2 separate regions of the Homo sapiens genome follow, and region 2 is linked to region 1. A link is a loop called in an ENCODE intact Hi-C map of the cell type or tissue named here. Cell type or tissue: breast epithelium. All regions are shown on one strand. Each heading gives the region's core, and the rest is flanking DNA. Links, peaks and the distances in the headings are about the cores only.

Evidence for each region. A loop is a pair of places that touch in the nucleus more often than their neighbours do. Peaks named below come from ENCODE experiments on the same cell type or tissue, not always from the same donor. Only the 100,000 strongest peaks of a DNase experiment are listed, where the experiment ranks them.
Region 2: it touches region 1 in a loop (13-fold over the local background); 1 of 110 quality-filtered maps calls a loop at or near these places.

Annotation. Positions count from the first base shown.
Region 1 is chr2:45,695,936-45,711,736 of GRCh38, reverse strand. The region is part of intron 1 of PRKCE (protein kinase C epsilon); the gene reads right to left. It also overlaps the pseudogene TRQ-TTG5-1. Among named protein-coding and RNA genes, the nearest start is that of PRKCE-AS1, 28 kb to the right of the region's middle. RefSeq lists an enhancer at 11,230-11,279. In breast epithelium, for the core only: no CTCF peak of the experiment used is centred there; a DNase peak (open chromatin) is centred at 5,566; H3K27ac peaks cover 2,562 bases.
Region 2 is chr2:46,558,558-46,574,358 of GRCh38, reverse strand. The region is part of intron 2 of RHOQ (ras homolog family member Q); the gene reads right to left. It overlaps RHOQ-AS1 (RHOQ antisense RNA 1), which reads left to right. Exons shown (of 2, transcript NR_104182.1): 2 at 4,789-6,103. Among named protein-coding and RNA genes, the nearest start is that of RHOQ-AS1, 14 kb to the left of the region's middle. RefSeq lists enhancers at 3,599-3,698, 9,079-9,168, 11,146-11,205. In breast epithelium, for the core only: no CTCF peak of the experiment used is centred there; no DNase peak of the experiment used is centred there; H3K27ac peaks cover 2,207 bases.

The DNA.
Region 1 (15,801 bases), core at 3,602-8,601:
AGAATTGCTTGAACCAGAGAGGCAGAGGTTGCAGTGAGCCAAGATCATGCCATTGCACTCCAGCCTGGTGACAGAGCAAGACTCGTCTCAAAAAATTACATAAATAATAACAATAATGGAAACATAATAGAAGTAATAGCCAACATGTCTTGAACACTTATATAGTTAATTTAACAAGTACTGAATATTTGCTAGGCACCAGGCACGCTAAGTGCTTTACAAATGCTAATTCATTTAATCATTGCAATGATCTTGTGAAATAAGGACTTTCATTATCCCCATTTTACAGATGAGGCAATTGAGACACAGAGACATTAAGTGACTTACTCCAGGTCACCCAGGTCATAGGTAGCAGAGCTGTGATTTGCAGCCAGGCAGTCTGGCCTGAGTCCTCGCTCTTGGTCATGATGTCCATGATCTCTTGTTTGTTATATGCCCAGCACTGTGGAAAGTACCTTGCAGCTGTTGTCTATTACTCTGGTCCTCACAATAATTCTGTGAGGTAGGCACTCTTTTTTCTCCCTGCTTTATAGCTAAGGAAACTGAGGCACAAAGGGGATAAGTACCTTGCCTGTGGCTGCACATAGAGTAAGTAAGTGGTTGAGTTGCACGTTAATCTTTGGGACTGCAAAGTTCGTGCTCTGAGCTGCGCTCCCTTCAATCTAAAAGCACAAAAACCACAGGGAGGGGGACAGGGGACAGGGAGGGGGCAGCAACCTGAAAAAAGACTGAATACTTAGAATAGTGAGAGATCAGATGGAATATGTTTTTGCCTGGCTGGATTTTTCCCACCCCATGTTAAGCGAGAGAAGGCAAGGTCCCCCCTCTCTCCCAGCACCCCTGGTTCAGCCTCTAGACAAGTCAGGTTGTGTCATCTGGCCTGCCAGGCAGTAAAACACCCCGATCCTTTAGGGGTGAGGGTCTGCAGGCCTCAGCTCCAGAAACATCAGGGTGGCAAACAATGGTATATCAGTCAGGCCTGAGCATCTCTGATTGGCCCTGGCAAAAACAAGATGTCAGTTAGTAACAGCCGTAAATCCCTGTGACAGCCAGTCCCCAAGCCCTGGGCATACTCTGGGCCATGCTGGAGCCGCAATGTCCAGAGCCTTCTCCTGCCACTTCTTGGGACTGGGAATCCTGGCCTGGGGCCTGGCAATGGAATCATTAATCTATGGACAGGCTTCACAAAGAGAAAAACATGCAGGAAAATATACAGAAGAAAATAGAGCTAAAAAACACTCCAGGGTTCCACTGAGACCAGACCATCTAGGACTGAGATTCAGAAGCAGGAGAGCAAAGCTCTCAGGAGGACATATTAGAGACTCTGGAGGATGTATGGACTTTCAAGGAGTACTTACAAGAGGCTGTGTACCTCAGTGGGCAAGGGTATGGACTTTGAAGCCAGACTATTTGGGTTCAAATCCCAGCTTGGCCTCTTGCTTTACTGCTGAAAAACTGGGGATGTGTTCCTTAATCTCTCAGGCTGGGCCTCAGTGTTCTTACCCGTCATATGAGGATAGTGATAGTACCTACATCATCAGGTTGTTACAGGGGTTAAGTGAGTTAATACACAGAAAAGTCCAAGAACGGTGCCCAGCACCTAGCCAGTGCTATGGACGTGTTAATTAAATAAGATAAATGGGCCAGGCGCAGTAGCCTAAGCCTGTAATCCCAGAACTTTCCGGATCACTTGAGGTCAGGGGTTCGAGACCAGTCTGGCCAACATGGTGAAACCCCATCTCTACTAAATAATACAAAAATTAGCCAGGCGTGGTGGCATGTGCCTGTAATCCCAGCTACCCAGGAGGCTGAGGCATGAGAATCACTTGAACCTGGGAGGTGGAGGTTGCAGTGAGCTGAGATCATGCCACTGCACTCCAGCCTGGGTGACAGAGTGAGACTGTCTCAAACAAACAAAAAAAAAGATACATGGTCACAGGGGAGACAGGAGACATCTCTCCCAGTGGGAGATGTCACAATATCCAGGTGAATAGAGATGGGGACTGGAGATGAGATGCCTTCCATTTTATTCAAAAGAGTTTGAAAGAGTTTAGATCTGGAAGTCCCTGACTTAGGGTCACAGGGAAAGTCAAAGTGCTGTTTGACAACATGCTGCAGCAGTCACACTAAGGCAGAACCATAGCCTTGGAATCCAGAATGGGGATGGGGTGGCCCAGGAACTCTAAAAACTCCTAGAGCATAGTCTGTACTAAAGCTTTCAAAATTCACATTCATAGACATCCATGATCATCTAGTCCACACCCAGCTGCTGCAAATGAAAGGAATCATGCCAAGGGCCAGAGAAGGGCCTTGTCCAAGGTCAAATAGCTGGCTGATATAGGGCATGAAGCAAGAGCCAAGATCTGCCAGAACTGGGGCATCTTCCATCACACCAGCCCTCTGGCCTTGACCCAGGAAGGCTGAGAACCCAGTGCATGGGTCTTGGCCTGGTTGGAGCAGCTGCCACCTTGGCCTGGCTGGGTCTGCCCGGTATGCTGGCCCCAGCCCAGGGTGCTCCTGACCAGCACCTGCCACCAAGCTCTGGTAGGCCCTACTAACCTCTTCCAGAAGGGAATTGGGGGTCTTCACCTCCTACTCTTTCACACCCAGAGGCAGCTCCAGGTGTGAGCAGCAGCGCCAGTAAGTTCCACAAATCCCACTTGTCTCATCCAGACTGAATCCATGATCCTGACTCAAGCCATTGTCTTTGTCCCTCAAACTGGTATATTAGAGTAACAGGTAAATCCCCAAATAGTGGCTCACTGCCATTCAAGGTGAAACTGTGTGCTACTATCCACACAGGAGTGGCTCTCTTCCAAGCAGGGATTTGGAGAGTCAGGCTCCTTCCCTCTTCTGACTCTGCCACCTTCAACACATGGCCCCCAAGACCACTATGACTGGCTGCTCTAAGCCAACAGAGGGAGAAGGCACCTGGGACACTGACCCAGGAGGTTTTTGTGGGCTGGCCTAGAAGAAGCACTTACTCCTTTCACCCACATTCCACTGGCCAGAATTGAGCCACAGGACCACACCTGGCCATACCTGGTGTATTAGTCCGTTTTCACACTACTGATAAAGACATACCCGAGGCTGGGCAATTAACAAAAGAAAGAGGTTTAATGGACTTACAGTTCCACGTGGCTGGGGAGGCCTCACCATCATGGTGGAAGGCAAGGAGGAGCAAGTCACATCTTACATGGACAACAGCAGTCAAAGAGAGAGAGCTTGTGCAGGGAAACTCCCCCTTATAAAACCATCAGATCTCATGAGGCTTATTCACTATCATGAGAACAGCGTGGGAAAGACCTGGCCCCATGATTCAATTACCTCCCACCAGGTTCTTCCCACAACATGTGGGAATTCAAGATGAGATTTGGGTGGGGACACAGCCAAGCCATATCACCTGGTCATAAGGGAATGAGAGGTGTAGTCTAGCTGTTTTCCCACGATGTAGGCTTTGGTGGACACATAAGCCATCTCTGCTACAACTGACCTCACAGCTTTGTTCTGTGGCACTTGATGATTGTGGACTGGAGCCCCAGCTTAGCAACTTGCTCTGCCCAGGAAGACATTAAAGGAAATCTGCAGGCTCTCGAGTCCAACCTATGATGCGTAGGGAGGAGTGACAGAGGCGGACTTTGGTAGTAGATCAGGAGCTCACCGAAGGCAGGAAACATGTGCAGCACCCTGCAGCATCCCAGCATTCCTCATGCACTGCCTGCCATCGAGGAGGCCTCCAATTTGTGTCTACCTTATGAGAAGTAGCAGGAATGCAACCCGCAGGGGTACCAGACATAAGTCATGCTGCAGGAAGGCTGGGGCCTGCCTAACTGGAGCTTCATGCCTGCACTCCCAGGTCTGATTCCTGGCTTGGCAGTTGGGAACTAAGGAGAAGGGGACAGTCAGAGCCATCGCTCCTTCCATGCTGGCTCTCACATCAGAGGCAGACTCTCAGCTCGTCTGTGTGGGAGGATGCAGGAGCTATTTCCATTTTATTTCATATTCGTCACGAACTGTGTGTCCCACAGACATGAGAAGCCACAGAAGAAATGTTCTCCCTCCCCCAGTGCAGATCCTCAAAAGCAGGGGCTGAGGGGAAAATATTTGAAGGAAACATCCTTGACTTCCATGAACAGATAAAGCCTCTCCCAAAAGGACAAGCACAGGGGCAAGAGCAAGTCACAGGACCAGCTTCGAGTCTGCTTTGTGACCTTGGCCAAGTGACAAATCCTTTGTGCCTCCATTTCTCCCCCATCTGTCAAATGAAGATAATAAAGGCTGTTCTGAAGTTAGAATGAGATAATCAATGTTTAAATGGCTCTGGGAAGTACAAAGCTTTCTATGGGAATATAAGGTGTTATTATCCACTCACCCTTCCTGCCTCTCCAGTGAATTCAGATGTTTGGTAACAATTACAATCTTGGCTAGGACTCACTCTTGATGAGCAGAAGAAAGGCAGCAGCCTCCACATTTAACAGATGGGGACTGATGCACAGGCCTGGGCTGCAAGCAGACCTGGTAAGTTCTGGGACACATGCTCCAGCCGAGGAATATCTGCCTGTGAAGTAATGAACTGCGATCCACGAGGGACTTCCACTGCAATCATCAAACACCAGCTCTTGCAGACTCAGATGTGGTATTTGTTAGACTGAGGAATATAACAGTCATAAAATCACAGAATTCCAGAGTTGGCCAAGACCCCCATCTTTGGGGAGAGAGCTAGTTCCCCAGTCAAAGTGGAAAATCGACTCAATTTCCACTGACCTGTGAAAAGCAAAACCAGTTCATGTCTGTCATTGCTTATTCTGTTTGGGATCTTGAGCAAATCACTTAACCACCCTCTGCCCCAGTTGCCTTCTCACAGGAATAAGGAATGAGAAAGGACTCTGGTAACTAAAAGACACAGTTCAAATGAAAGGTATTTCTTGCTATTGATGATCAAATCTCTTACCATGAGTCACATGCAGTATTCTTAGATTCTCTTACACACAGAAGACAGGGGTTCCCATTTTCCTGCTCCTGAAATTTAATTCATTGTGGGGGGCCAAACTATCAGGCGGCCAATACAAAATCCTGCCTCAGGATAAACAGGAGAGAAGATACTGCTGGGATGTGATGCCAGAGATTGAGACATGTGCAAACCATTCATTCAAAGCAGAAACAAGAGCAAAGATCATTCTGGAACCCAATCTGACTCCTGCAAGGGTAGAGCCCAGTCTTCTCAGACACCTCTCAGTCAAGACTGGTTGACAAACACTGCTTCAAGTTCCTCCGACCTGGGAGAACCAGGAATGAAGCTTGACACAAGGGCAGGGAGGATTCAGAGAAAAGAAGGGAAAGATGAAAATGAAGGAAAAGCAGGCACTTTCAGAGCCTCATTTTCTCATTACCATCAGCATGCATTCATTTCCTCTGGTGGAAGGAGGGAAAAAAGTTTTCCATTGAGTGTCTAAGGCAATCCTGTGTAATATTTCATTTCACAGCCTCTTTCTCTTGCCAACTACAACAGCAGCTGTGAAACTATTCTCCTGGCCAGTCCTGTGGCATTCCTACCCCAGCATCAACTCAGAATTCTTTTCCCCCAGGGCTTCTACTGCTTCTCATCCTACCCTAACCTCAAGAACTCACCTGGATGTATTCTCAGGTGAAATCTCTGGCAGAAATAATTTCTAGTTCTCAAACAATAGAAAAAATTCAAGGGCCAACTGCAGGGGACCAGGTCCCTTTGTTGGCTACTATGACCTGGGGAACAGAGCCAGACACAGAGCTCCGAAGCAGATATCTAACTTAAAGCAACTGACAAAAGGCCCCACTCCACACCCAGGTTACAATCATCTTCAGAAAGACCCCAGGTCCCAACAGCCACTGCACTGGACAAACTCATTATCTTCAGCTACAAAGCCAGGCAGAAGGCTTAATCAGGTCAGCAGCATTTGATAGGAAAATAAGTACCTTCTTGACACTCTATGGATTATAGAAATTATGCCTGGTAAAGCTACCTATACCACCATCATGTCAAAGGACACTCAGGGATATTCAGCTGAGAAGAATAATTATACAGTCAAATGCCATCAAGTCCACAAAAGGAAAGCAAGCCCACCCATCACTCTAGAAGCCAAAGCGTGGAGGTTTATCTGACAGTGGAAAAAAACAGACAATCCTTAAGATTTGTCATGCCTCCCTCCTTCCAATAAGCCTGTAACCTCTACTCACGGAGGGCTGGGTTGGTCTGGTTGGAGCATGCGGTGCAGGGAATGGTACAGCTGGGTTTACACCCCGCCTCCTCTGGAGTACATATACCCCCAACTGGCAGTCACTCCTATGTTTTCTGACAAGCCATCCTTTTCAGCTAAAATTTTCCACTCCTGGATTCAGCCCAAAGGTGAGTTTATTTTGGAAAGTCTGAGCCAAATTTCTCCGCAACTAGAGTTTCAAGCAGGTGAAATAAAGCCTGCTGCTTCTCCCCACATAAAATTGTGTCCTAAGAGGGCAACAATAGTTCAGGCCCCTAGCGCTGCTCGGAACCGAGCTCCACAGAACTGGGCACATGTATGCATGAAATATGGTGGTAAAAGACATGCCCACAAAAGTGATACTGAATAAGGAATTGAAAGTGAATTATTCCATGTCCAAATGATAGTGATGATAGTAAGTCTCTGGCATTTGTAAGTTTTAAACTTCTTGAAGTACTCCACCTGCTTTATCTCATCTGTGCCCCACAGCTCCCCTGCAAGGAAGAGGGGACCATTCAGGCTCCCCTCCTGATAGATGGTAAGATGGGAGGGACAAAGGAAAGGGGCTGAGAATTACTTAAGATCACACTATACAGCAGTTGGCAAGGTCAAGACTATTCTCATGACCCCTGGTCTTCCTCAACCAAATTTGATAGCCCTTTAATAAGTACAGGGGTTAAACTTAAAATATGGCAGTGAACAGTGTTATTATCATTTCTTAGGCATAACACTTAGGTGAAAACTGCTGCCTGTCACCTTGAAATACTAGAGGGGGAAGGAAGAGATGGACATTTGCTGGGCACCTGCATGTGCCAGCAGCATACAGGCATTTCATCCTCACAATACTTCTAAAAGACTGGCGTGGCGATGCTCACTTTTCAGATGAGGTAGAGGAGGGACCCAGAGAGTAACTGGCAGAGTTAATATTAGGAATCCAGTGACTCTTCTAACAAAGGCCATGTCATGACACTTTAACACTGGGCTAAGGAAACCCCCAACACTCCCAAGTCACATTTCATACAGGAAAATCACTTTAGGATTTGAGTTCTGAACTAGTCTTTACCTGGAGTAGCTAACAAAAAGCAAAGCTACAGGTTCACCCCTTTCTCTGTCCCTCTCTGATTGCCCAGTCCCTGGACAGGGACATAGAGGGAGGGACACAGAAGGTACAGAATATTCAGGGGACAAGAGAAGAAATGAAAAATGAACAATCTACAAACCAGAAAAACCAACCCCAACATACTAAGCCAATAGTTTCCTTGAGATATACTACCTTGAAGAAGCACATATAGATTCTTTTTCCTGTGTTTAATCCTAAAAACAATGAAAGGAGTAAATGGAGGTAAAATGCTAATAATTCCACTATATGCTGCTCCCTGCCATGCCTTCCTTGACCCTTTTCTATTCAGCTATGCATCGCCCATGTGTCTCTGGGCCTGGCACTAAGTAAATGCTCAATGAATGTTTGGTTAATGGATAGATGAATGGGTGAAATAACAGTGTTGTCAGAAATAATGCCTCCTAACCCAGGTGAAATTTAAATCTGCATTACTCTACCCATTTGCTATTTGGAGACATATTTGTCATTTCAATACCAGTAATATAAAACAAGCTATTTTAGCTTTATCTTCTGTGAGCATATGGATGAGAGAATAGGAATTTTTTTGTTATGAGTGAACAGGCTGCATAGTTAAAGATAGTTTTCCAAAGAATGTGACAGAAGCCCAATTATTGTCTTTTAAAAACCAAAACAAAAGAAATGTTCTAGGAAAGAACCTTCACAAGAACAAATGATGATGTCTATTTAGGACAATAAAGGAAAATCCAAAGAAGAATCAGTTCCATGCAGAGAGCCCATGTTTGTCCTTCAAGTGCAAGGTTCTCTGGAGACTCCAAAAAAAAGGTGCCTCTACCGTCAATGAGCTTCCTTTTTTTTTCTTTTCTTTTCTTTATTCTTTTTTTTTTAGAGACAAGGTCTCACTCTGTCACCCAGGCTAGAGTGCAGTGTTGTGATCACAGCTCACTGCAGCCTCAAACTTAGGGGTTCAAACAATCCTCCCACTTTGGCCTCCCGAGTAGCTGGGACTACAAGTACATGCCACCATGTCTGGCTACATTTTTCAAATTATTTTTAGAGATGGGGGTCTTACTATGTTGACCAGTCTGATCTTGAACTCCTGGCCTCAAGTGATCCTCCTGCCTCAGGCTCCCAAAGTGCTAGGAATACAGATGTGAGCCACCACACCCAGCCCAAGGAGTTTTGATTATTCCTTTAAGGGCTAGAGAATAAAATATAGGAGGAAAGCAAACAGCACTGTGGCCTCTAACTCAGGTAGGAGTGACATAACAACAGCCATCAGAAATACAAAAAAAAAAAATAAATAAAACAGAAGCTGAGGACCATGTGTTCCACCTTTACTAAGGACAGCTAAATTTTACAACTTTTAGTTAGGAATAAGGACTGACTTCCTGACGGGGGGGGAAAAAAGGCTTTCTCAAGAAAACTTGATAATAGGAAAGGCTGTTATCTGCCGAGGCTGTTAGCTATGGCCTTAGCAGCTGATCTCCGGAACACTAAGCCCAGAAGTCTTTCTGTGGAATGACTCTTTTCAAACTTCAGTTCTAGCAGAGCTTTTAGCCCTTCTACTCCCAGAGTAAGGTGTTCAAATGGCTCCTTGTAGGGTATGTCTGAGGAACAGTGAAGGAAAGAAATGGAAAAGAGAGGTGGTTCGTGTCCTGCTTGCAATAGCAGAAGCTCTTCTTAGATTCACTTTATATGCTGGGGTACCCCTAGAGCTTTATTTTGGGGGAAAAAAAAGAAGGGTTCTACTATATAATAGTGATTTAGATATCACTATGGTAAAACAGTGACTAAATCTCAATCAATAGTTATTCAACAAATGTTTATGGAACCAGGTACAGAACTGGATGCTTGAAGTAATCCCAACAATCAGCCTTCAGGAGGCATAAAGTCCACCGCTCAGGATAAACACATGCAAGTAAAACTGACCATGCTGACCGAGCGCCTTCTATAACACACACAATAGACTAGGCAGTTTACAGATGCTCTCTCAGCTGATCATCACTATGAAAACTGATTGTAGTGGGTAGGCATGATCATCCCCATTTCACAGGTGCAGAAAGGCTAATAGCTTGCCCAAGAGCTGGGACTAGTATTCCGGGCTGCCCAACACTAAAGCCTCCTTACCAGCTACTAAAACCAGGTAGATTTCCACATCTGTATCTGAGCGGAGGACTCCCATTTTCAAGTGCATAAGTCATCTTTGTATTGTTTTTTGTTGTTGTCGTTGTTTTTTGAGACAGTCTCGCTCTGTCACCCAGGCTGGAGTGCAGTGGTGCGATCTCAGCTCACTGCAACCTCTGCCTCCCAGGTTCAAGTGATTCTCCTGCCTCAGCCCCCTGAGTAGCTAGGATTACAGACACGTGCCACCAAGTCCGGCTAATTTTTGTATTTTGAGTAGAGAAGAGGTTTCACCATGTTGGTCAGGCTGGTCTCAAACTCCTGACGTCAGGTGATCCGCCTCAGCCTCCCAAAATTCTCAGATTACAGGTGTGAGCCACCGCGCCTGGCCCATCTTTGTATTTGTGTTGTGACGGTGAGTCCTAAATTTCAGATACTAAGAGAAGAAGGAAAAAAATAATCTAGACTCGTCGGTGTCTCTAAGAATCCAGATGTTTTCTAAAACACCTGTGTAATAGGTGAGGCTTTATCAGACTAGAATTTACATGGGAATGGGAAGCAGCCTGGAGCACCAGGAAAAATTCTGTTTCCATCTGGGGCCATGCCTGGGTGAACCTAGGAGGTGGGCAAAACAAGTTTTCTTCACTGCATTATCTCATGTGGGGTGCCCTCCTCTGTACTTCAGGCCTTTATTGCCTTGGTAAGCTCTGTGCTCTCCCACCTTGGTATCAAAATCAAAACTGCCCTCAAAGAAGAATCTGGAGATCTATCATTTACCTGTTAGTATGTCTTCAGGTCACTGTTACCCACCTGCATTTTAAAGCTCTGTCTTCTGATGAAAGGGCTGGAGACCTCATCATAGGGTAACTGATGGGAGCATTTTTTTCAGCACAGGTAAGTAAAGGATTCTCTAGGGTGACTGCAAATTTGATAGACAGATAGATAGGTGGATCAATCAATAGATAGATAGGTAGCATCCCAATTTAACCTTTGAGTACTTCCAATTTTTCCAAAAACACACAAAAAACAAACCCTACCCCATCACACACATAGAAAAATAAAATGTGCCCGTTTTCTACCCAATGAGACAAGAGTAGATACTGTTCATTGAGCACCTATTATGTTCCTGGCCTTGTTCTAGGTATAAATATATTCTACTTCATCTTCAACACAATCCTTCTTTGTCCTTCCTTCCTCTACTGTCTTAGTTTCCTAGGGCTGCCACAAAAAGGAACCACTAACCAGGTGGCTTAAAACAATGGAAATGCCTTCCTTCCAAGTTGTTAAGGTCAGAAGTCCAAAATCAAGGTGTTAGCAAGGCCACACTCCCTCCAAGGCATCTAAAGGAGGGTCCTTCCTTGCTTCCGCCAGCTTCTGGGAGCCCCAGGCATTCCTTGGTTTACGGGAGCACAGCTCCTATCTCTGTGTCTGTCCTCACGGGGCCGCCCTCTCCCTGCATCTGCCTCTGCATCTGAATTTCCCCTTCTTATAAGGACACCAGTCATATTGGATCCGAGCCTACCCCAGTGACTTCATCTTAACTTGATTACATCTGCAAAGACCCTGCTTCCAAATAAGGTCACATTCTGAAGTACGGGGGGATTAAGATTTCAATGTCTTTTTCTGCTGGGACACACTTCAACTCATAGCACCCACCTGTGAGAGGGTGATGACCTCAAGGTCACACAAGGTCTAGGTCGAAGCCAAGTTTAGTTTCATTTCCTAGATGATCCTCAGTCAAGCAGAAGCACAGACTTGAATATCTGGAGGAAATTTATTACATCAAAGAATGACAGTGCCGGGCTGCTTCTACTGTTCCTTCTGCTTCAGACTTCTCTCCCTTCCTCACCGAACCAATCCTGTCCTCCTTGGCCTCTCAGCTCAAGCATACCGACCAAGGAGCCCTCTCTGACCTCCTAGACCAGCTCAAAAACCCCTACCCAGGACCTCTGCTTACCATCTATGTCTCCCTCACTGCCCTCCTCACCACCCTTAGTTTTCCATTTCTTTGGGGGTTACTTCATAGATGTCTCTCTTTGCCATCAGACTTCGAGTGCTGCAAAGAAAAAAGACCTCTCTATATTGCTCCCAGGTGTGTTCTCACCTCTCCACCGAGACCCTGGCTCCCGGCAGGGCCTCAGATGTTAGCCCTCTGCTACTTAAAAGGAAAACTCAGGTACCCATTTCATCCTCAACCCCAGGCGGCCTGGTTAGTTAACTGCCCCCGTTCATCTTGTGGCTCGTGCCTTCTGCCTTCCACTGGTGGGCTGGGCCTGGCCACTGCCTCCCCTCAACAGCCCAATTTACACCTAGAAATCACAGGAAAACCAGAGAGCTATCACCCCACCTGCTACCCCCTGCACCCCTCAGCTCCCCACACTTCCTTGATCTCATCAGTGTGCAAAACGAGCACCCATTTCTCCACTCATCAGACACAAGCGGCGGCATCCACACTGGTGCCTTCCGGGATTCCAAGAGAATCACACCTCCCGCATCAGCCCACAGCAACAGCACAGTCTCCTCTAAGCCACTGCTCTCTAAGGACCCAACTGTATACCTTTACCACCTTACCCTGTGCACACACATCTCCAGATCTGCTTCTGAAATCCTCCAGGACCATAAAAAAACAAGACTGGTTTCCTTGGGAGTCAGCTTTAAACAGTTATTAAGGCTAAAACAAGTTTGGCCTCTGTACAGATGACAGCAGAGCCATGTCTACAGTGACCCACACAGCATGGGGGCTGGTGCCCCTCATCCTTCACCAGCGGCCCCTCAACCACACAGACGGGCTCTGTGTGGTGTCACAGAGGAAGCAATCTGGCTATTCCTTCACTTTGTAACTCATGGTTAACTCATTCACTCTGACTCAGCCAACCTTTACTGAGCTCTGATCAAGTCAGCGAAACAATTTGAGTCACTTGAGAGACAGAGAAAGAAAAAGGCCTACTTCACTGCAATATTTCAGCATCTTAACTCTGAGAAGCTACAGACAAAGACACACATAACAAGAAGGCAGTGGGGTCAGTGTCCCAGCAGAGGTCCGTGCAAAAGGCTGCTGGGCCCTGCAGGGAGTGACACCTCTGGGGATTAGGGGGAGCCCCTCCTTTGCCTGCTAAGGACGAACAGCAGACAGGGAGGAGGACAGGAGGGAGTTGGGGGCACAAGGCAGAGCTTCCAAGCAGAAGGAAAAAAATATATTATGGGAACAGCAAACCACCCCACCTGCCTGAGGTATAAGGCGTCTATTAAAAATAGAAATAGACGAAGCTAGAAAAAATAAAAACTAGGGGCTAGTTTATAAAGAGTCTTAAAACAAGATGACAAGATGTAATCTCTTACCACTCCTTGGCAATACATAAATTTTAACCTACTACTGATGGTGAATTTCTAAGTCCATGGATGTTAATTCTCCCAAAAGGGAGGGTAACCACATGTACTTTCTATATCAAAAGTCTGTTCTACTCCCCTCTAAAGGCACACCAAGCCCTAGGAAATCCAGACAACTCCCTCCACAAGTCTGTCCTTGGCCACCCTCAGGGCATTCTCAGATTGGCTGTTTTTCCAGATGGCTTCCTAGGATACATGGCATTTGCAATCAGGCCCAGATACAAGAATCTGGATTTTAAAAACTGGACCTCATCCTTGTTGTTTCCTACTTCCATTGCTGACACCCCTCCCCCTCTCTTCCTCTCTTTCCTCTTCCTTTCTCTCTTCCTTCATATATTTTTTTTTCTGTGCTCACTGTTGTTTGCAACAGCTGTTGAAATTCACATATCTGGGAAGTCCATTAACTTGCTGTTTACTGGAGCTCCACATCATTAGCAGAGATGGGCAAAATCGAGCCTCTTATACCCCCATCCACAACCCCCAGGGAGCCAGGTCCCCACCGGCTGGGGACACTCCCTCTAAATAGCCCTTCCCTTCACTTTCACCCCCAACTGGAAATTTTTGTTTTATATCCAGCCAGACTACATTCATTTTGCTAAAATACAATTCTAAATATGATTTTAGGATGCTGGTAGAAAATGATTCCACCAAATTCACCTACCACCAATCTGGGTACTTACATATAAATCTATAAAGTAGATCACTACGTTGCAAAACCCTATGCTAACCACTTTTCCAGAACTTGCCCACAAAATGAGCGTGTGCCACCTAACCTGCGGCCAACAGCCACATTCGCATGTGGCACCCAATGGAGCATTTGTGAAAATAAAGCCAGCACAAACTGACGTCCACTAGAATCTTAGCTGCTTGGAAATTGAAAATAAATCTACATGGAGTTGACATACCCTCAGGAGCTCACTGGAAACTGGTCTCTGTCTTTCTTCTGTCAAAGGGCTGCTTTCCATTCACCCTGTCTAGGAAGATGTGTGCAAGAGTGTTAATATTCTCAATTTCTTCCAATGTAAAAAAAAACTACATCCAATTAAAGAATCTGGGGATAAATTCCACCTGCCTGCAAGAATCCCTAGGTGCTAATCCATTTTAAAAAGCTTGCTGGAAATTGGGGTGGTCAGCAGAGGTAGTCTGTCCTTTCAGTCTGGAAATGGGAACCTCAAAGTAAGAGAGGGGCTGTGAAACAGGAAGTAACTTCCAGAAAGCTCCTGGGAACAGAGGCAGGTTGGAGCCAAGGGCCTTCAGGTGAAGATGGCACCTGCAGGGATGTCACCTAGGGAGGGAGGTAATCAGAGCCGGAACAAAAGAAAGAGCTAGAGATGCCACCCACATAGAGATGCCAACCAGTCCACCCTGAGTGAAGAGCAGAGCCTGTTCTCTGTCCCTCCAATTCTTTGCTTTTGCTGGGGAGCCTCGGGTTGCCATTTCCACTCTGGTTTGGTTTTGTTTGTTAGTCCTTATCTGTCCTGGCTAAATAAATAAAATGGATTTTCACTCATATTTTGGCCAAAAACAATAGAAGGTCAGAGCGCCATTAAGAGGCAGAGAGGGCAACAGCGTCAGCCAGACCAGAGCTCTCCAGATCCCCCATAAAACCTCCGGACCAGAGCCAAGCAGAATGTGGGCAGCCAGGAGGGCCAGGCCAGCCAGTGGGGTGCGCCCCCTCTTCACCTACACAGGCCCTCCCAGGTAGAGCATGGACTCTTTGAAAGGACGATGCAGTCACTGTCAGCTACACTAGAGCATTTCATCTTATTTGGAGGCATGTTCCTAAGTATTAGAACAACATCCACCTTTTCCAATCAGGGGATAATCTTTAATATTACCATGGACATTAATGTAGTCACAAAAAGGTTTGCTTTCAGCTCTGCACCAAACATGGGCCTTGGTGGCAAGTACAAAAGCCAAGGGGGAAAGAAGACCTGGAATAAAAAGGAAGTGGGGTGTGGGGCCCTGGGAGGAAAGCAGGTCTGTGACTGGGGGCTCTGGTCATGAGACCAGTCACATGATCAACACAGTCCCCAGCAGTCACTTCTAGGTCCTCACCAGGGCTTCAAAGCCTCTGAGCTCTGCAGTGAGTCTAAAAGTCTAATGAAAAGCTTGTTATCAGGATGAGAGGCCGCATGGTGGCCAGATTTCACTCTGTGGAACAATGTGACAATCAGCATTCTCAACTTCCCATGAGAAGATTCTAGCTGGGTAGGAAAACTGAGAATCAGGTTTCTGGGCCTCCGCTTACCGCCACAGACTCCAAAGCTACTCGTCATGCATTTTGCTTATTCAGAAAAGCCTGTTTCGAACCCAGTGAAAAGATGAAGCTGAGTAGCAGCTTCACCCACCACACAGCCCTGTGGGGAGGCCAACACCAAACCCAAAATGTAAAATGGAGAGATCAGGGCAAAGACACACAAAACTCCTCAAGGGAAACTCGAAGTGAGCAGGCCAGGAGATGGGTGCACTTCCACTGCCTCCTGCCAAATGCCCCAGGGACCTGTAAAACAAGGTGGCTCTTTTGGGGCCCTGGCAATATAATTTATTTAATTATAAAAAAAGGCTTTATTCCTGTTAAATATGTAAATATGTAAAGACTGTAAATATGTATTCAATAGAAATAAAGCCTTTTTTTATAATTTAAAAAAGTTATTTCGGCCAGGTGTGGTGGCTCACACCTATAGGCCCATTGCTTTGGGAGGCTTAGGTGAAAGGATCACTTGAGGCCAGGAGTTCAAGACCAGCCTGTGCAACACAGAGAGACCCCTGTTCTACAAAAAAAAAAATTTCTCACACTCTGGGGACTGTTGTGGGGTGGGGGGAGGGGAGGGATAGCATTAGGAGATATACCTAATGCTAAATGACGAGTTAATGGGTGCAGTACACCAGCATGGCACATGTATACATATGTAACTAACCTGCACATTGTGCACATGTACCCTAAAACTTAAAGTATAATAATAATAAAATAAAAAA
Region 2 (15,801 bases), core at 4,558-9,557, 860 kb before region 1:
CATAAAAGAAAAAAAAAAAAAAGAAACAGTATGTCATCTTAGCATCCCACCCAGCAACTCCACACTTCTGAGCAAACATGCAGTTGTCATGGCCGGGAAATGGGGTGTTCTCATTAAAAAGCACTCCTCATCCATATTTAGATTTCCAATTTTCACAGAAATAGGAATGGGGATACTATCCCTTAGGATTATGAGGAATAAATGAAATAGTGCAACTAAAGCACTCCGCATAACACCTCGCACATCGAAGAACTCTTTCAATGCTTAAACATAAATTCTCTATCCCATGGGAAACCAAGTCTCTTATTCCTCTGCAAATCCACGCAGGGTCCCCTGAGTCCCACACTTGCCTCAGCTTTGCAGCTCCCTCCAATCACAGAGAAGTCTTTTAGTAAGAAATAAAATCAAAACACACAAAACTCAGGTCTCTCGAGACAGTATAATTTTCAGATGAATAAAAGAGAATGATATATTATTACTGTACTCATTAGTCACTTAGCCTTAAGACTATTTAAAATGTAACAAAAATAGATTTATATTTAAGAAAGCCAAATTAGAGATTTTAATGGAAATTTTACTTTTCAAGCAAGTTTACCTCCTCAGGGAAACAGAAGTGTGCGCTCTTTCTCTAGTGAGAGATGACAAGAAATAAAAACTAATTGAATGCCATGTTCCCTAGAGATGCTTAACAATATTAATCCAAGTATTTTACAGAAGGTAAATATATTGTACAGATTCCTTTCATAACCACAGTGAATCCTGACTTTCCTCCATGAGAGACGTGAGCACAAAGGAGGACAATTGGACCAATCATTTCTAGATATTTCTTAAATTGCAGGTTTTGTTTGATTAATTAAAATGTGAAGAACTGGGGCTATTAAAAAATAAAACACACATATGTTTAGACCTCCTTGGAAAGAAATGTTACTTCTTAAGTCTGAACAATCTAAAATGAATTCCTTCTGCCTGTCATCTCTGGCTAAATAATTGGCAGTTAGTGGCCGGGCATGATGGCCCACACCTGTAATCCCAGCACTTTGGGAGGCCGAGGTGGGACTCTTGAGGTCAGGAGTCCAAGATCAGCCTGGCCAATGTGGTGAAACACCATCTCTACTAAAAATACAAAAATTATCTGGCCGTGGTGGTGCACACCTGTAATCCCAGCTATTCGGAAGGCTGAGGCAGGAGAATCACTTGAACCCAGGAGGTGGAGGCTGCAGTGAGCAGAGATTGTACCACTGCACTACAGCCTGGGCAACAGAGCTAAACTCCGTCTCAAAAAAAAAAAAAAAATCGGCAGTTAGTACAAGAATGAGACCTTTCTGCTTCTATCCAGCTGAGTAATTAGAAGTCTAATAATAGCAAATTTAGAAAATAAATTATCCCCTGTGCATACTGTACCCTGCATCATATAAAATGGTTCATATGCATCACATAGTATCCTGTGTGAATTTAATATGAAATGTGGGATTTGGGAATGAATAAGTGGAGGTGTGCAGAATCTTTCATCTTCAGCCATATATTTTAAATTTGAGAACACAAAGAAGTCAAATGTAGAGCAACTGCCCTTACTTTTAAAAGATCGACTTATCAAAGTCACAACTTCTCACAGCCAACTCTCCAGTGTCCTCCTAATTAACAAACCCATTATATTTTAGTTCTAATTTTAAAATGTAGGTATTTAAACATTTCAGCATGGTAACTAGAACATTCTCAGGAGTACAGAAAAGTGTATTAAAGACAGCTGTTCAACATCAAAACAATGAAAGAACTGGTGAGTTTAGTCAGCATGGCTGTTGGACTGCATGGCAGACTCTTTAGCTTCTTACCAATTGGCTAAGTACCAGAAGTATCAAGTTTTTAAGTGTGTTCTGGCAGCTTAGTGTTCAGGCTGTCCCTTGTTGAAGAGTCCTCGATATGTGATAATGACAACCTTACTTTAAAAATATCACACATGGCCAGGTGCGGTGGCTCACACCTGTAATCCCAGCACTTTGGGAGGCCGAGGTGGGGAGATTGCTTGAGTCCAGGAGTTCAAGACCAGTCTTCCCAATGTGGTGAAATCCTGTCTCTACTAAAAATACAAAAATTAGCTGGGCATGGTGGCACATGCCTGCAGTCCCAGCTACTCAGGAGGCTCAGGTGGGTGGATCAGTTGAGCTCAAGAGGTTGGGCCTGCAGTGAGCCATGAACATGCCTGGGTGACAGAGTGAGACCCTGTCTCAAAAAAAAAAAAAAAAAAAAAAAAAAACACACACTTACCACCTGATAAGAATCTGCAAACAAAAAACTAAAGAAATGCGCTCTGAGAGGAAACAAAAGCTCTTCCAATGCCACAGAGAAATGTAGCCAATGGCCATCAGCTGGAGACCCCTTTCTGTGTGCAGCTCAGCCAGCAGTGCCCATGAGCCTTACTTCTGCACTATTCTTTGTCCCCTTCATGTGGACCTGGGTGTTCCCTCCTACCTTAGTGATCTCTGTTTAAAATATATGTTTTTGGGATGTGTATGTCTATTTTAAAATACATATCCAAAACATTTCTTAAATAAAAACACTCACATTGGACGATTTACCTTGTGCCATGCTTTGTTAGCTGGTATGCTATCATGTATTATTTAAAAGCAATCAGCAAAGATTTATTGAGACTATAGCCCTCTGGAGCTTGCAGTTTAGTTGGGAATTCAAGATATAAACATATAAAAAGACAGTCATATACAACAATAGGAGGGAATAAAAGTGTAAGCTGGAGCAAGTGAATATAGAAATGCTTAACAAACATTACTAAGCACCTACTATGTGCCCAGAACAGTGCTAACTGCAATAAATAAAGGAGGGAAGGATGAGATTCAAATAACATCTATTTGTAAAACACCTTATAAACATTTACAAAGCTCTCTCATTAAGTATCTATATGTTAAAAATAAGGCAATGCACTTGAATGTGCAGCAGTGCCCACAATGTGCCTGGACACCACTCCAGCGCCTTGCAGACCTCCAAGCCACAGCCTAGAAGAGGAAACTGCAGGCTGGTGTGGGAACGTGCATCAGGTTAGCACCCAAGAAGAACAATTCTGATAGGTGAGGAGATACACACAAATGCATAACAGCTTTCGATCTTAGGAAGTTCATGGTAAGGTAGATAAGATGTATGTGAACATGATATTACAAGTTAGAATGTGGTAAATATAAAAAGTAGTAATGAGGGGACACTAAGAAAAGACCTCTTGGAAGAGGCACTTGAGTTGGTCCTTACAGAATGGAGAGAACTTGAACGTATCCAACATGCTAGGAATGCGACTTTAGTCCAGTCCCTTATTCCTTAGGGCCTTAGTTTCTCTGTCTGAAAAACGGGAGACTTATCAGTGACAAATGCTTTGAAGACCATAAAGTACTATAGGAATGTATTACAATCCCAAATAATGCAGGATAGTACTTTGATGTAAGAAATAGTCATTTATCAAAACCTACTAGAGTTTTCCTCTGTAACAACCTAGAATGAGAAACAACCTAGAACAAGGGGTAACAGATAAGCCCCAGCCTTCCCAAATCTAAAGCAGCTTCTGACTACGTGAAGAGAGACATAAAACATATGACAACTAAGTAAGAATATCCCTGAAAAGTGGTGGCTTTGTGGTCTGTGCAGTAGCAATTCTCTGTGTCACTTCCAAGGCACACAGTAGTAATCTTCATCTACAACATCTGTTTCTAGCGAGAAGTCCAAAACAGGCATCGAGCTCTTGAAACCCTCCACCCTTCAAAGGGTGCTACACAGAAGTCCAGAGGACACATGTCATGAAGCCAGCTTCTGAGAATGCAACTGTTTTCTCCTACATCTAACTTATATATCACAACATGTCTATGGTAATGCTTGGTCAGAGTAGCCTATGAAACCTCATTTCTTTTTTTTTTTTTATTTTTTGAGATGAAGTCTCACTCTTATAGCCCAGACTAGAGTGCAATAGCACAATCTCGGCTCACTGCCACCTCTGCCTCCCGGATTCAAGCAATTCTCATGCCTCTGCCTCCTGAGTAGCTGGGATTACAGGTGCCTGCCACCATGGCTGGCTAATTTTTTGTATTTTTAGTAGAAACGGGTGTTCACCGTGTTAGCCAGGAGGGTCTCAATCTCTTGACCCTGTGATCCGCCTCCCTTGGCCTCCCAAAGTGCTGGGATTACAGGCATGAGCCACCACGCCTGGCCTGAAACCTCATTTCTATTGTGCAGTCATTTTGACACTTTTGAGTTCATTTTATATTTAACTTTGTGAAATGAAAATATCAGTTTTTACCTCTTTAAAAATAACTCTGTTTTTCAAGGAAGCTGGGTTGGGTCCTTTTTGAAAACACTTTGGTAAGTTTGGTTCAAAACTCACCAGTGATGAGTTTACTGAATTTGCCTACCACTTCCTACTACCTCCCAGCACTCTTGGACTAAAGAAAATTTTGGGGAAGAGAAAGGTTTTTTTAGGTGCTATAAATTCTTAAGAGGTCACTGTTTTTCAAAAACTTTGCAAACATCTGGTGTTTTCTTTTCTTTTTTAATTTTCAGTTCAGTTGTGAAATGGTATTTATATGTCACTGGCCTGATTAGCGCTTAGTAAAAGAATTCTTGAAATTAAAGGTTTAGCTTCTTACTTTTAGCTACTGTCATCTTCATATGTTTTGATTTATAATAAGTCAGCCTCCTAATTAATATACCAATTATTTAGGAGCTAGAGAACTAGATCTTGGGCTTCTTTTCCATTGTGCTTTCCTTTTGGCCACCTGACTGATTGTAACTCCTGTTTAGGTTGGCTGGAGGAAACGGAGAGAAAATTTACATCTGGTGGAGCATAAAGAAACCAGCTAGAGGACTGGCCTTGTCATTATCTAACTGTGTTGTGACGAACTGGCACTTCCTCATCTCTAAAAGCAGGGCCCTGAACTAGAAGACCGCCACGTCACATGATGAAAAACACTCAAACTAACACTTCTTACCCTTGTGAGCAGCCCTACTAGCAGATTTAATGTGGGAGGAGGTTCACACTACGGGATAAAAATCAAGTTTTAGGATTCCATTTTATCTAAGCTGACCACCACAAGGCAGAGGATCAAGACTTAGCTAAATACAGCCCTCAGGCAAGCTTCACTTCCCCATCTGTGAAGGGAGAATAAATACACATGTTAAGATAAATGAGAGAGCTGGTCAAGTGTTTCGAGCTCTTTGGCAGACAAGCCTGACTTTCCAAAAAAAGACAAACCACAACTTCGGAGCCAGTGCTATTTCTTCTGTGCATGGTGAGGTGACTTCCCCAGTTGTAAAGGATTTAGAGCTGAAATTCCATATTGTCTGGAGCTATAATTACAAGTCTCTTGCACTAAAACAGAGGTCAGCTGGCCTAAAGCATGCTGAAAGAAGGTAAATGTCTGGTCACATTTCCATGTGGTATACTCCTTTCCTAACTTTTTGGCACAAATTTCATGTTGATAGAACATTCATTCACTCCACAAATATCTGGCAAGTAGGTGCTGAGTGCTGTGTATAGACGAGTGAACACAACACAGACCCTGCCCTCATTCTGTGTAGAGGACAGCAGAGGAGTAGGCACAGGGCTCTCAGCTAGGGCAGTACCACCCTATGTCTGGGGGGCATTTCGGACATTTGGGAGGTGCTGTCAATTGCCAAAATGAATGGGGAAACTCTGCTAGCATTTAAGGGTGGGAGCCGTGGTGCCACAATGACCTGTATGAGGAAAACCAGCTCCAGGCCCGCATGACTAGTGAGTGTACTGCTAGACATTCATAAACATGAAAAACTCTTTTGTGGGAAAACAGCCTGTTGCATAGCAAGAGTGATCCATCTTGAAGTAAAACTGCCATGATGACCAATGTTTGACGCCTACAATTCAAGGTGGTCCAGTAGCACAGATAAGCCCTCACAACCTCCCCGTGGTCATGAGTTTCTAAAGGAAGTCAGGGATGATGAGCTTCCTGTGTCTTTACCCTAAAAGCTTGCTATATAAAGGATACTTTCTGGAGGTTGGTTGTGAGAATCCACCATCTCTTGGCCTACCTAGACATCGTTTCTGTTTCTAAGTCTCTATTAAATATTTCTTTCTGAGAAACTGGATTTGTCAGTCTCTTTCTTCAGCCTCTCAGCTCCCTTGGCCTTTGAAGGTAGGTTTGCATAGACCTGCTCACCATGGAACACCTTTTATAATCGCATGAATCTAGGACCTGATCCTGCTGCATATATAAAAAAATAAAGTTTTTTGGCATAACTTTAGTGCATATTTTAAACTTTTTCTTTTTTGAGCAGGGTTTTACTCCGTCACCCAGGCTGGAGTGCAGTAGCATGATCACAGATTGCTACAGCCTTGACCTCCTGGGCTCTAGCCTCCACCTCAGCCTCCCGAGTAGTTGATACTACGGGCATATGCCACCATGCCCAGCTAGTCAGAAATTTTTTTATTTTATTTTTTTTTTGTAGAGACAGGGGTCTTGCTCTGTTGCCTGGGCTAGTATCGAACTCCTGGGCTCAAGCAATTATCCTGCCTCAGCCCCCTAAAATGTTGGGATTATAGGCATGAGCCACGGCCCTCAGACTTTAATGAATTTTCTAGGAAGGTAATTTCAGTCCACATTGAAGGAGAAAGATTGAACTTTATTTTGTTTGAAACATCACAGGAGGCTGGGTGCAGTGGCTTATGCCTGTAATCACAGCACTCTGCGAGGCTGAGACAGGTGGATTGCTTGAGTCCAGGAGTTCAAGACCAGTGTGGGCAACATGGCAAAACACGATCTCTACAAAAATAAAAAATGAGCCAGGTGTGATGGTGTGTGCCTATAGTCCCAGCTACTTGGCAGGCTGAGGTGGGAAGATCACTTGAGCCTGGGAGATTGAGGCTGCAGTGAGCTGAGATCATGCCACTGCACTCCAGCCTGGGTGACAGAACGACACCCTGTCTCAAAGAAAAAAAAAAAAGAAGAAAAAGAAAAAACAAACATCACAGGATTTACTTACCATCACAGAAAACCACATGCCACTGGCTACATTGCTGTTAGTATCTGAGTCACTAATAAAAAATAACTATGTTAGCCAATATTTGTAACTGTTGCATTCGTGGTCATTTTACCTAATAGGTGCAGGCCTGATTACTTCATTATGATTTCTGGAGTAGTCAGCCTTGGGAGTTTAGGAATTTAACACTGAAATAAATAGTTTTATGATGAATTACTTTCCTTTTTATTTCTCCTTTATATCACTGCCAGGATGTTATACTGATTTAAAATTACATGTATAGGGAGGTTATATTATCTATAGATTTCATTTGAGGATAAGTAAAAAGGAAGTATTTGTTATAAAAATGGGAGATGGGTCTGATAAAATTGAGGTATCAAATCAGGCATTGAACAAATTGGGACAAAAATGACTATAAATGCAAATTGGGACAGGTGCTATGAAGGAAAAGAGCCAGGTTCTGGGAGAGAGAATAACCAGGAAGATGAGTTTCAGTCTGCGCAGGCAAGAAAGACCTCTCTGCAGGGGTGATGTTCAACCTGAGACCTGAGGGACCGCTTAAGGAGACAGACAACAAGACAATGTATGCAAACGTCCCAAGGCAGAAAAGCCCTGACATACTGAAGACCACAGGGAAAGGCCAGGTGACAGGTGGGGCTGGAGAGGGAGTCAGCTTGGACCCCTCTGCAGGGCCCACCTGCAATGGAAAGTCATTAAAAGGTGAGCCCCCGACCCCCGCAAAAAAGTCACAAAATTTGAAAACGATAATCCAGGCTACTTTGAGAAGAATGAATTAGGCAGTCAGGCTTATAAGGGGAGAGGTTATTATAGTAATTCAGCTGAGAGAAGATGGAAGCTTAGACTAAGGGACAGCAGTTGACAGCTAGAGAAATGGTGGATTCTAGATATATTCTGGATATATCTAGATGATATGGCATCTTTTAGAGGGATGAAGAAAACTGAGGGTAGGGTAGAGAAGCACCATAGGGAGAGAACTCAAGAGGACAGTTTGGGACGTGTTAAGCTTGAGATGTCAAGCAGGTGGTCAGAGGAGGTCTCTGCCTCTGAGTTCCAGAACTAGCTTATTACTATGTACCTCCTTTTAGCTGAACCAGAAGCATCTCAAATTCAACATTTCTGAACTAAATTCATTTCTTCCCAATCAAAACTGCAACTCCTCCTGTATTCACCATCTCACTAGAAGATATCACCACTCAATCAGGGTGCACAAGCCAGAAACCTGAAAGTTCTCAGGATCAACCCCTAACACAAATACACACACTAAAGCAGTCACCTGCCCAGTGAGTTTCCCTGTTTCTTCTCTCTCTCCGTATTTCTTCACCTGGGAGCTCCTACTCATCTTCCAGGCTTGAGTCTGGAAATCACTTCATCCAGCAGATCTTCTCTGAACCCCCAGTTCAGCTTAAGCATTGCCATGCTCCACACTTCTGTGGCACCACAAGCTTCTCCTGTCATCCTGTTTGTTTATACTGTAATACGATTGCCTCTTCTGATCTGCATCTTCCCCTTCTGCATCAGGACTCCCTGAGGGCAGGGGACTATTGCTCAAGGCCTGGCTCATGGTCGCAGCTTATTACATTCCCGCTGAATCAATGACGGTAGCTCATGGGAAGGTGAAGTGAGAAAAGTCAGCTGCAGTCATTGTGCAGGTAGCTTGCACAGTGCTAGCTGCACCTCCTTCACCAGCTACAAAGCTTGAGAAAGTGGATCAAATACCTGAATTCTCTCCAGTAACAGGTTAATTTCTCAGGCTGCTGATGTCACTTTCGGCCAGATGTCAAATTGCCTCCTGTGAGCAGGGCCATTTTTCTGTGGCACACCAATGGGTCCAACCCACCTCCCTGAATGTGAGCTCTTAATAGGAGAGCCTCAGACTGAGTGATGCTTTAAGCATTTTAGTTCCTGCTGCTTTTCACCACAACTTTTTCTGCATTGTCTTGACATTTGTCTTATCTAGGTATGGAGAATACAGTTGACTGTCTATCCAGCATTCTTCTCCTACTTCCTCCTTCTTTCGAAAACTCTGATTCAGTGCAGGACCCACCACCCCTTCTACACTCAGACACATGCCCCTGGGGACCCTGGCCCCATACTTAGCTATATAGAGAGTCCCTGGTTGGATTAAGCCAATCATTGAGTTTCATTCCCCACTCCTGCCCCTCCCACTAAGTCGCTGGTTTTTGGTGGGCACATGATCTGGGTTGTCCAATCAGAGCAAAGTATTCACTGGCTTGTCCAACGTAGCTCCTGCTCCACCTTCTCCTTCTGCAGCTGCTCCCCACCTTCTCCTGCAGCTGCTCCCCACCTCCTCTCCTCCACACTATAAAAGGATTTGCCACTCACTGGCCCTATCTCTGCAGCTCATGGAGATTATTCAGGGCTCCCTCTACATAGCCCATTGCTGTGTTTGCTGTTATCACCACCAGGGTGTATGCGACAGCTCAGTCCCAGAATCTGCTCTTACTTATCTCCAGGACTAGCTATGGAGAGGGAGGTGTACAGACATCCCAGCTCTGACACTTCTACCAGAGCAGCCCTCTCACCCTTTTCAACACTTGGCCTACAGAGGCTGAAGTCCCCAGTTGACATACATACTTACACACATCCTTTTAATAGACAAAGGCAACACGCAGCCAAGCAGCAAAGAGAAGACCCTGGTAACTACACTCAGATGAAGGCTGCAGTGCTGCCTTCCTCTATGTCCAGATGAGGCAGCCAGAGTGCACAGAGGAGTTAAGCCATGACCAACAAACCCATGTGGAATGTGAATACTTGAGCCCCACTCTGCTGGCCAAATAAACGCATACAGTGCAATCTGCCATCTGAGGACGAGGATGGCTTCCCGGCAGGCGAAATCAGGATGCCCTCACAGACATGCTTGCACAGAACAGGCCCTTTCAAAAACACACACAATTTCTGAGGAGGAGATGAAAATGTTTTGGAACTGGCAGAGCTGGTGGTTGTACAACACAGTGAATGTACTAAATGCCACTGGATTGTATACTTTATTTTTTAATTTTTCTTTTAGAGACAGGAGACAGGATCTCATTCTGTCACCCAGGCTGGTGTGCAGTGGTGCGATCGTGGCTCAATACAGAGTCAAACTCCTGGGCTTAAGCAATCTTCCTGCCTCAGTCTTCCAAGTAGCTGGGACTACAGGTACGTGCTACCACATCTGGCCAATTTTTTATTTTTTGTAGAGATGGGGGTCTCACTGTGTTGCCTAGGCTGGTCTTGAACTCCTGAGCTCAAGCAATCCTCCTGCCTTGGCCTCCCAAAGTGCTAGGATTATAGGCATGAGCTACTGCATCCAGCCTGATTATATACTTAAAAATGGTTAAATTTATGTCGTGTAAATTTCACCTCAATTTAAAAAAAATACACACAGGGGCTGGGCGTGGTGGCCCACGCCTATAATCCTAGCACTTTGGGAAGCCAAGGCAGGAGGATCCCTTGAGCCCAGTTTGAGACCAGCCTGGGCAACATAGGGAGACCCTGTCTCCATTAAGAAAAAGAGAAAAAAAGAGGAAAGAAATACACACAGGTCCACAAGTGTGCAAAGGTATGATCTTGCCTTACAGGTACCCAGACACACATGCGTGTGTATGCACACATGCACACTCACCTAGATTTCTTTGAAAATTCAGAAAATTCTTGCAGAATTACCCTGCAAGAAGTCCCTGGAGGCCAAGAGTTGATGTGTTGACATCAATTCTTCACAATATGCATCCATCACCACTGAGCACAGCTTATCCTCCTTGCACGGGTTTGATGCCCTCCCCTCCCCTGCCTATTCTGTATTACTTCCCTTTATCTTCTTCCCACCAGCTCTGGCCCTTTTATACTACAGACGGTTCCCCGTGGGGGCTCTTCCCGGCCTATCACAAAACAAATAGCCTCATGACATTACTACAGCCTATGTAACTTTACAGCCCAGAAGAGTGCCTGCTCATGCCTTCACAGCAACCCAGGCTACCCACTGACTCTTCACCATCAGCCTAGGAGATAGGTCAGCTGCCACCTCACTGATGAGGAAATAGGATCAAAGAAGCTCACCACCTGTCCAGAGTCACACGGAGAGGTGGGTAGGAGTGAAGCAGGAATGCAATTCTCCTAACCACGAGTGTAGGACCCTCTCCCACACAACCCCTCTTTGTTTCAACCAGGTAGTCTATCATGGGGTTTCAGACACAGACCTCCTGAGTCTCTGAGTCAGGCTTCCTAGCTGTGTGGCCCTGGGCACAAGTTACTTACCTTTTCTGTTTCTTTTATTTATAAAATGGACTACTAATGGAGCCTCCTCTTAAACACTGGGAAAAGAAATGAGCTAAGGTATGAAAGGCACTTAACACATGTGCTGGCTGCTAATTTATAACCATGTCCACCGAATAGTGTTCCTTTTCCATTCAGTTTCAGCAGATTTGGGGCAGAGTAATAAATAGGCAGAAAATGAGAACTGAATGTGAAATTAACTTCAGCACAAACGCACTGAGAAATTTTGCTGGTTTAAATAAGTGTGTAGGTTTACATGGCAGGCAAGGACTAAAGTCAGGTATTTTATTAAAATACTGAGAAAATAGCTAAACTGATATATCTCAAATACGTTTTTCAAAAAAAATCAAAGGCTGGGAAGGGAAAAGAGTCAAATGCACATGGGCTTTGATGTGGCCACGGAGTCCTCTCGGCCCACTTTGCACACAGCAGGCAGGTTTCAGTGGCTCCCTGTACAATAATGCACACATGTCTACACTAGCATCCTCTGTGTTCCAAGAAGTTCAGACAATCTAGCAGCTCAACTTCTTGATTTCCTACTCTAAAGGACCTGGCTAGGGAGGAGTGCCATTTCTGAAGCAAAGCAAGAGCCAGTGAGACAAAATCAAAGAGAAGCAACAGTACAGATAGAGGAGGAAACTAGTAACAATAGAACTTTATAAGAAAATCACCAGATAAACTGTCATTCCAGTGGTTTCAAGTATCTATTCTCTTTTGTGTATTCTCATAAAAGCCTTAGAGTCAGCAACGGGACAGGTGGTGTCATTCCTCTCTTTCTCCAGGGCAGTGAGGGCAGCAGCTGAGCCCAGGCTCTCGGTGAAGTGGTGGAAAACTATCACTGGAGCAGTTGGGCTGGCAGCAGTGGGGATGAGGGAGTTTCAAACTTAGAGGTATAGACCCTACAGTCTGGTGAAATTGCATAGGAACCGGCTAGGTCCCTGTTCTCATCCCCACCCTGTGCTGCCGATAAGTGAGTCTTGTCAGAGCCTGTGCTCCATCGTTTGGGCCTGTGTTATGTGCTGCCTGGAAAATCAAATCGTGTGAGTCTCCCTTCAAAGAGCCACTGGCTTAGTTAAGCAACCAGTGAGACACTGGCAGCAAGGGGATGTCATGAGAACAGTGGAATGCAGATCTGGAGTCAGAGGGCCTGGCCCGAGGTCCAGGGTGGCCTCTCACTGGCCATGTATGTAATCTTGTTCAAGTCATTTCCCTATCTCTGACCCTATTTCCTCATCCACTAAAAAAATGCGGTGCAGAGGGAGGGGTAGACAGTATGACCTACCTCTTAATGTCATTGTTAGGGCTAAATGGGATAAACGGGTCCAAGGAAGCCTCAAATGTAGGCACAGATGAATACAAGAGCCAAGAGCCATTGATGCTAAGTGCCACAGGGATTCAGAGTGGAGAGAATACATCTGCCCTTGACAAACAGAAAAGGCTACATGGAAAAATAGGTATTACTGGATGTTCTCTGTTAATCTCTCCATCAAGGCACCCATCTTCAGAAGACCGTGCCCTTTAGAAGTCCAAACTATGTAGCTCAGAGTTCAAGGTTGGCCATGCAGTCATCAAACTCCTCTTCCCACCTTAGATTTAATGGCTTCTCCGATGAACGACTACTCTGTAGCCAAAATGAACATAGGCTGCTCCCACACCTCCCCATCCACCCCAGCTTCTCCCACATGACTCTTTCTGTGCTCTTTTCTTGGCCTGGAATACTCTGTCTTGCCTGGGCCCCCTTGCCACCCCAAACCATACACACATACCAGCTACTCACTTAGGAAAACTGTCCAGACCCTCCCCTCACCGTACTCTTCCTGCCTGGCCAATGTCTTTGATACCTGTATCAAAGGTATATATACATATGTACATATATACACATATATATATACACACACATATATATCAAAGGTGTATATATATATACACACACACACAGACATATAAACGTGCGCACACACACATACCTGTATATACATATATATACTAATATATTAGAGAGATATATGTCTATATACAGGTTTTGTGTGTGTGTGTGTGTGTGTGTGTGTGTGTGTGTGTGTGTTTATGGGGTCTATAGTAGGACACTCTATGCATTTGAGATAGGGCTACATTTTGAAAATTAAGTTAATGAAAATCAATTTGTAATTGTTATTAGTCATCTGTAATACGGTTTATATTCAGATGACTGAGACACTTCAAAACACCCAAATCTAATCAAGGTGACTGCAATGTAACTAAAGAAAGCTATAACCTAATGGAGTATGTTTTGGCCTATCTGAAAAATATGTTAACTGAAAAGTCATGGTCTATACAGACTCTACGCAAAGTCTAGCAAAGTAGAAATTGCATAATGAGAATATTAGTGACTATCTACCTCTGTCCAACAGTAAGACAGCGGATGCTGGAGCTAGTGGACACAACAGATCCTGGCCACTGGAAACCCATGCTCTCGTATGGAAGGAAAACGTGATCACGTGACCCCAGGATCCAGATGAAACAGAAATCTCCTCCCAGAAATCCAACTCGCTTTGCTGCAAAGCCTGTATGCCAAGCAACTTCTTTATTAATTCATCAGGAGCCTGGCCCTGAACAGAATATCCACCACTATAACTTTGTTCTTCATATTTATGTTTCTAACTATAAAAAAAGAGAAGACTTCAGTTAAGTCCCAGCCAACTGAACGTATGCATTTATCTTTGACCTCTCCAAAATCCTCTAACATGTACAGTAATTGTTTTAAAAAACATAAAGCCACAAGGACAAAAGAAATAGGAAAAGAAATAACAATAACAAAATTTAGAAGCTAAAAGGCAAAAAAACAAGTGGAACTTACTTAACAGGCCCACGGAGCCAAATTCGGAGCGAGCAATGAGGTGCCAGTTAAACACCGGACTGCACAGCAGACCTCCCTGAGGGTCTGAAGCTATGGGAACCAGAAGAGCGCCTGCTTCTGCAGCTGGACTGAACGCGGAGCCACAAGCAAGAGGGTGGAACGAGTTTGCTTTTTAATACCTTTTCCCCTTCCCTATCATGATAAATGCTCCCCAATCCTGGTGAAAGGCAGATGATACTTATTCTCTGGTAAGGGCAGAACTAGGCTTCCCGAATGGGAGACACCAGGCCCAGTCGAAGCACACAAGGCCACGGTACAAAGAAAATTGAGACCCCCCTCCAACACTCTGCTTCTTTCACTCGCCTCCCAGGATGAATCCCTCGGGCAGAAGAGTAGAAGATTCTTTCCTGGTTTATATGACTAGCCCAAGGGGGAAGACCAATACCTACTAACCCTACAGGTTCCCCAATAAAAAGACCCCAACAGATCACCCTACAACAGTGGTTCTCAACTGGGGGTGGGGTAAGTGAGGACTGGTGTTGCCCCAGGAGAACATCTGGCAATATCTGGAGACATTTCTGTTTGCCATCAATGGAGGAGGGATGCTGCTGGCATCTAGGGGGAAAAGGCTGGGGATGCTGCTAAACAACCTACAGTGCACAAGACAGCCCCCCCACAACAAACAATCCAGCCTTCAATGTCAACAGTACTGAAGCTGAGAAACCCTGACCAACAGGGAAGCTCAGAGTCAACCAGCCCTGCCCATACATGCTTTCTCATGTGCTCAATGCCACTCTTGTAAACACAGATAGACATTTGAGGAACTACCTGAAAGAGATCAAAATTAGAGATTACACAGAGAGACAAAAAATTTGAAACACTATCATTAATATCCTCAGAGAAATCAGAGATGATATACCATCAAAAAACAAACTAGACAGGTACAGTGGCTCATGCCTATAATTCCAAAACTTTGAGAGGCCGAGGCAGGTGGATCACTTGAGCACAGGAGTTCAAGACCAGCTTGGACAACATGGCAAAACTTCCTCTCTACCAAACAACAACAACAACAACAACAAAAAGAAACCAAAGAAACAAACAAACAAAAAACTAGCCAGAAGTGGTGGCATGCAGCTATAGTCCCAACTACTCAGGAAGCTGAGGTGGGAGGATCACTTGAACCTGGGAGGTGGAGGTTGCAGTGAGCCTAGATCACACCACTGCACTCCAGCCTGGGCAACAGAGTGAGAGCCTGTCTCAAACAAAACAAAACAAAACCTAAACCGCTTAGAAGATGCTAAAGAAAAAAAGAACATCCAGACAACAGGAAAAGGCACTTTAAAAATAGAATCACATTTCAAAAACAGAATAGAAGGGGTAGATGATAAACTTGAGGAAGTTTCTATTTCTCCCCAAAATAAAGAAAAAAGACAGAAAGGAAATGTAAGATAATTAGAGGATCATTCCAGCAACTCCAGCATCTGAATAGTGGAAGTTCCAGGGTAACAAAAGAGACTGACTGAAACTAAATAAACCAAAGAAATAATCCAGGAAAATTTGTTAGAACTGGAAGATATGAGTTTCCAGATTGTGGGTACCCAGCCAGGCCCTACCCCAAAGCCTATGATTGTGAAATTTCAGGAGGTTAAAATGGCAGATCCTAAGTTTCAGAG